Regions from separate parts of the Mus musculus genome. Here region 1 is linked to region 2. A link is a loop called in an ENCODE intact Hi-C map of the cell type or tissue named here. Cell type or tissue: left cerebral cortex. All regions are shown on one strand. Links, peaks and the distances in the headings refer to the core of each region. The heading gives the core; the rest is flanking DNA. Region 1 holds the start of Colgalt1 (collagen beta(1-O)galactosyltransferase 1). Region 2 overlaps Unc13a (unc-13 homolog A).

Region 1 (2,904 bases), core at 87-2,586, 50 kb after region 2:
CAGTAAGACAGGCTTATCAGGAAGTTAAACAGGAGAGTGGATGCTGGCAAGACCCTAGACACAGCAGTAGGTAGCCACCAGACACAAAGGAATTCAGCCACAAAGGTGTGGCAGCTGTGTCCAAAGTTGCACAATGGAGTGAAGGACAACGGGACAAAGGTCTGCTGAGAGGATAGGGACCTGGTGGGGAAGCTGACGATAGAACTGGAGCATTCTAGATCCTACCTTCCCAAGCTTCAGTACTCCAGTCGGGGATTTGAGGCTCACCTGGGTTCCTCTGCCGGTCGCCACTCCACAGAGTGGTATAAACCCTTCACTGCCACCAGCCACTCTCGAAGTATGGCTGAAGTGTTGTCAGTGTTGTGATCTGTGGCCACCCTGTGAGCACAGACAGGACAAGATGATGGCACTGGGGGTTTCCCAACCTGGCTCAGACCCATCAGCTATAACACCCTGGATAAAACTCGCTACACTCCAAGCCTGTTGCCCATCCATCGGTGACAGGGGAGTAAAGATGACACCCAGCTCACTAGTACACAACTGAACAGAACCTGCTGGTTTGGAAAGCACATTGGTGTGAGACCCTGTCACAAAGATAAGTTCATTAACTTTGTTAGCGTGGAATGCTGGCCCGAGCCTCAGGAATCTTATCTGGAAGTCCCGGAGTTCGCTATAAGGGTCTGGAAGCACCAGCCTGGCCCATTCTAAGGAGTCAGAGGTTCTAGGATGGTAGCTCGCTGTGAGGGCTGGCAGCAAATCAGAACAGATTCCTAAGTACCTGAGGGGAGGAGGCAGCAGCTTGGGGTCCCAAGCCGCAGTGGGGACGAGCCCGGGCACTATGGATATAGAGCCGAGCCCCCTCAAGTGCGTAATCCCTGGGGTACATAACTCAGGTCCTCAGAAAGAGGACCGAGTCTCCGCAGCGCACAGCCGAGCCCAAGTGCATAGCAACCTCCCTCCGGTAGAGACTTGAGTCCCGCCTAGTCCCGGTGCACCGCGCAAGGGCCCGCAGCTCACCACAGCGCCGTGCGCTCCCGTGGGTGGCGCAGCTGCTCCAGGGCGCCCAGCGTGGCGGGCAGCGCGGGTGCCGCGTTCCGCGCCAGCAGCGCGATGAGCACGCGCGGCGCCTGTAGCGGGGACTCGGGGCTCCAGCGCTCCTCTGGAAAGTAGCCGTCCGCGCCGCGCGGGCCGCCCAGCGGCGGCAGCAGTAGGAGCAGTGGCAGCAGCGGCAGCCCGCGTGACCCGCGTGGCAACGCCGCCATCGCGCCACGCGTCGCCTTTAAGCAGCTTTTCTGCCGGGGGACGAGGGCCGCGCCTTAAAGGAGTCGGCGGCGGGAAGGACACATCCAGGTCCCACCCCTGACACGCTCCTTAAAGGGAAGTGGCCCGCGGGTCATACTGTGAGTCCTGGAGAGAGGCATGACAAGGCTACGCCTTTAAAAGCTTCCACTGCTTTCCGCCGACCGCAATAACCCGGTCACAAGACGTCACTTGCGGGGAGGTTCCGGAAGCCCCGCCCCTAGCTCGAGCTTTAAAGACACAGACAGTTCTTTGACCACGCCCTGAGAGTGTTCTGTTTTGGAGCCCTCTAATCTCACGCGGTGGCTCTTTACAGAAGCTTCTTCTATTTAGAACCATGTCATCTCAGTTTCCAAGGTTGCGACATGGTTATTTTTGTTTGTTCGTTGCTCCATTTAAGAAGCCATCGAGCCGGGCAGTGGTGGCCCACGCCTTTAATCCCAACACTTGGGAGGCAGAGGCAGGCGGATTTCTGAGGTCATGGCCAGCCTGGTCCACAGAGTGAGTTCCAGGACAGCCAGGGCTACACAGAGAAAGCCTGTCTCGAAAAATCATTAAAAAAAAAAAAAGCCAGCGAAATGGCTCAGTGGGTAAAATCGCTTGCTACCATGTCTGAGGATCCAGAATCCTCAGTCCCCAAATTGTATTGCCCTCTGGCCTTCTTAAAAATGGCTTGTGTGGGGCTGGTGAGATGGCTCAGCGGGTAAGAGCACCCGACTGCTCTTCCGAAGGTCCAGAGTTCAAATCCCAGCAACCACATGGTGGCTCACAACCATCCGTAACAAGATCTGACTCCCTCTTCTGGTGTGTCTGAAGACAGCTACAGTGTACTATTGTTATAATAACAAATAAATCTTAAAAAAAAAAATGGCTTGTGTGCGCCCCTTCCTGCTCTTACTGTTGTTTTCATTTTCTGTGTTTCAGTGTTTTGCCTACATGTACGGCTGTATAACGTGTGTGTGTGTGTGTGTGTGTGTGTGTCCCTGTTCTCCAAGGAGGTTAAAAGAGGGCATCAACTCCTCTAGAACTGGAGTTGCGGATAGTTGTCAACCACTGTGTGGTGTTGGAAATAGAACACCACTCAGGTCTGAGCACCTTTACCTACAGAACCATCCCACTAGCCCATTTCTCCTGGTTTGTTTTTAAAACAGGTTCTTACTCGGCAAGCTCACTCTATAAATTCACAGCTATACTTCTGCTTCATTCTCCTGTGTTCTGGGACAGGCATATACCACCAGGCCAGCAGACTGGTAAAATCCACATAGATTTTCCTACTCTGGTCCCTAGCCTCTAGAGGACCCTAGGGTCCACAAGACATCTCCTGATAGGTTATTTCTCCACCACTGGTGAAATGAGCCAATTTATGCCAGATTCGATTATATTAAAGATGGGTAGTTTTACTGGGGAGCTGCACTCGCTGACTGGCCCCAAGGATTGAGTGACATCACGGTGGGGGAAGGGAGAATGAGAAAGGGTGTGTACAACCACCACCCACAATGTCCTTCTGTAAAAGGAGTGATTCCCATTTGAACCCAGTTGAGTAGGTTTTCTGGAGACACTGATCATGTTTCCATGGGAACTCTTCCAGGCTTTTTTGTTTTGTTC
Region 2 (2,904 bases), core at 113-2,612:
GACTCTATCTCAGATCCTCAGACCAAGAGGAGGAGGGGGAGGCACAGCCCCTGGGGGGGTTTTGTTTGTTTGTTTGTAGGTTTGTCTTTTGTTTTGCTTTTTAAAATCCCCCTGCTGGAGATAGTATGGGGGCTTGGAAAGGTGGTGCCCTGGGGGAAAGTCATAAGCCTTCCTTGCTGGGGGGTGGGGGTGGGGCTGCGGGAAGAGAGGGCAGCTGAGGTTCACTGTGCCTGTTCCCTCCTAGGCAACTGGAATTACTTTGGCTGGGGAGAACAGAGTAAGTAAAGAGAAGTGGGCATCTTGAAGACCCCAAGGCCCCTCATTACGTGGCCCCATATGTGACCTCACCCTCACATCCCCATCTCTGTTCCCCTGTCACCACTCTAGAAGTGACCCCATGTCACACTGATGCAGGAGAATGGGGCCTGGTCGTCAACAGCAGCCAGGGCCATGTCCTTGAGGGAAAACCAGTTTCCTAAGACATCCTTACCCTTGTCGACCATTAGCCCAACATCCATGAGGCCCTTGGTTCCAGTGTCGCCTGTACAAAGCAGATACTTCTGGTTAAAGCCTCAGTCTGGTTGTGTCACAGGGAAGCTAGTGGGGCCCAAAGTAGATGATTCTCTCCAAGCCAAAGTGGTAGGCAGTTTGGTCAAAAACCCTATGTTGGAGCAGGTGGGATGGCTCAGTGGGAACTCAGGGATCTGAGCTCAGTCTCTGTCACCCACAGCAGAAGGCGAGAGCTGATTCCTGCAATATTTTCTCTGGCTTCTATACACGTGCTGTGTCACACGTGCCCCTACAATGAATACATGTAATATTTTTTTTTTCGAGGCAGGGTTTCTCTGTGTTGCCCTGACTGTCCTGGAACTTACTGTGTATGTAGATAGGCTGGCCTCAGACTCAGAGATCCACCTGCCTCTGACTCCCAAGTGCTGGGATTAAAGGCATGCGCCACCACGTCCAGAATAATATAATACTTTTATAAACAGTTGGTAGAAAGCACAGACTCCAGTTTGGGTGTCTTTCCTGTATGTAGCTTTAGCTAAAAACAAAAGCTAGATAACCAGGTCTAGTTTCTGCAGTGAGCGCGGCTAACGGTCCTGATTGACATTTGTTCAGCGACCGCTAGAGGGCGCGCTCTGCTAGGAAGTGAGCATGAGCGGCTCCGTGAAACCAGAGTCCCCTTCACAGCACTGGTCGTATCCCAGTCGATGGATCACCGTCCTCCCAGGTGGCACAACTGAATTTCCATCCTCCCAGGCCGCACAGCTGGGTCCCTGTCCTTCCAGGCCGGAGAGCTGACACACCGGAAGCTTCCTTCTGTCCTGCTAGAGCCTATGTCAGTGCTATAGCAGAGTTTGACGACGCCCCAGAGGGAGGCTGGCTTAGACCCACTGTGTGCTCTCCAGTCTTCACCCTTCCTCTCCCTCCTCTTCCTTGCAGATGACGACCCCGACAGTGCGGTGGATGACCGGGACAGTGACTATAGGAGTGAGACCAGCAACAGCATCCCACCGCCCTACTATACGACTTCGCAGCCCAACGCCTCTGTGCACCAGTACTCCGTGCGACCGCCCCCTCTGGGGTCCCGGGAGTCCTACAGTGACTCCATGCACAGCTATGAGGAGTTCTCTGAGCCGCGGGCGCTCAGGTGGCTGTGGAGCGGGGGAGTGGCCGGGAATGCACGGGCTCATCTCACAGAACATTTCTATTTACATTTTAAAATTACATTTATTTTGTTTGGGGGTACGTGTGTTATATATAACAAGTTGTTGGCTTCCCTCTCTCCCCACTGCTTTGTGGCTTTGAACTCAGGTCACCAGGCTTGGTGGCAAGCCCTTATACCCCACTGAGACCTATGTTAGTCCTTGGCACTTTTCTTGTAGCTTCCAGAGCCTTTCCTAGTTGTGTAGGGAGTTGTGGGATAGCCTGGACTACATGAGACCCTGTCTCAAAAAAACAAAAGCAAGGCTTAGGTGCCACCTCTCTTCCTGTGTACGAGTCCCCTTTTAAATGTTCTGGCTCCATGTGCTTCCTGCCCTAACCTACCAGCTGTAACAATGACAGGTACCACTCCTGGTTTATGCTATGCCAGGGATGAAAGCCAAGGCTTCACACATGCTACTCAGGCACTATGCCAACTGAACTGCAAGTACTCTCATGCTTGACTGGTGGTGTCTGGTGGCAATCTCTGGGAGGGACAGATGGTGGGACAGGGTGTGGGCCCCCTAAGCTTGTCTGTGGAGAGGCCTAAGGAACAGCAATGGACTCAAGGCAGAGTCTGTGTACTGAGACCACTACCCTGATCCCCATGTTGCCTGTTGTGGCTAGTGCTAGCTCATGCATCTGCAAAGGGCATGAGTGGACCAGGACCTGCTGTGGGGTCAGTTGAGGACAGGGACGAGCATGGTGCTGGGATCTCCCCATCAAAGGTGAAGGTTTCCATCAAGGGTTCGAGGAGCCAGGGGACTCATTGGAATGGATTCAGACCCAGCCTATGGAAGCCAGTAGGGAAGACTCTTGGTACAGCCAATCCTACCCTTTAGTAAGCAGGGGTGGTGGACTCCAGCCTCTCGGCCAGCTCAGCCCTGCGGTGCACTTCAAAACCTCACTACTAGGAGTGTGTGTGTGCACATCACCCCTGGTTGACATCCAAACTGCCAAACAAGGTGGTTTGGCTATGGGCAGGGACAGGTTCCGTTTGGAATAATCTAGGTTGAACATTAGGAGCTTATAATAGATGACTGGGCGTGGCAGAGTGTCACGGGCTGCAGGGAAGGAAGAGTGGGTGCACAGGTTGAGACTGTTGAGATGGCTGAAGCTATACCAGTAGAGCAAGGGTCTGTGAGTCTCAGTTAAGCCAGTGCTCGGTGCCTGAACAGCAGCATGTACCCAACAGGG

What was found. Hi-C counts contacts between places; a loop is a spot of excess contacts. Peaks named below come from ENCODE experiments on the same cell type or tissue, not always from the same donor. Only the 100,000 strongest peaks of a DNase experiment are listed, where the experiment ranks them.
Region 1: it touches region 2 in a loop (2.2-fold over the local background); 7 of 42 quality-filtered maps call a loop at or near these places.

Annotation. Positions count from the first base shown.
Region 1 is chr8:71,609,558-71,612,461 of GRCm38, reverse strand. It overlaps Colgalt1 (collagen beta(1-O)galactosyltransferase 1), which reads right to left and starts at 1,438. Exons shown (of 12, transcript NM_146211.3): 1 at 1,018-1,438; 2 at 268-378. The coding sequence starts at 1,262. In left cerebral cortex, for the core only: CTCF peaks have their summits at 993, 1,194 and 2,142 (motif pointing left); a DNase peak (open chromatin) is centred at 1,400; H3K4me3 peaks cover 1,867 bases; H3K27ac peaks cover 1,256 bases.
Region 2 is chr8:71,659,192-71,662,095 of GRCm38, reverse strand. Unc13a (unc-13 homolog A) reads left to right here. Exons shown (of 44, transcript NM_001029873.2): 8 at 245-277; 9 at 1,447-1,654. Among named protein-coding and RNA genes, the nearest start is that of Unc13a, 11 kb to the left of the region's middle. In left cerebral cortex, for the core only: a CTCF peak has its summit at 1,122 (motif pointing right); a DNase peak (open chromatin) is centred at 1,128.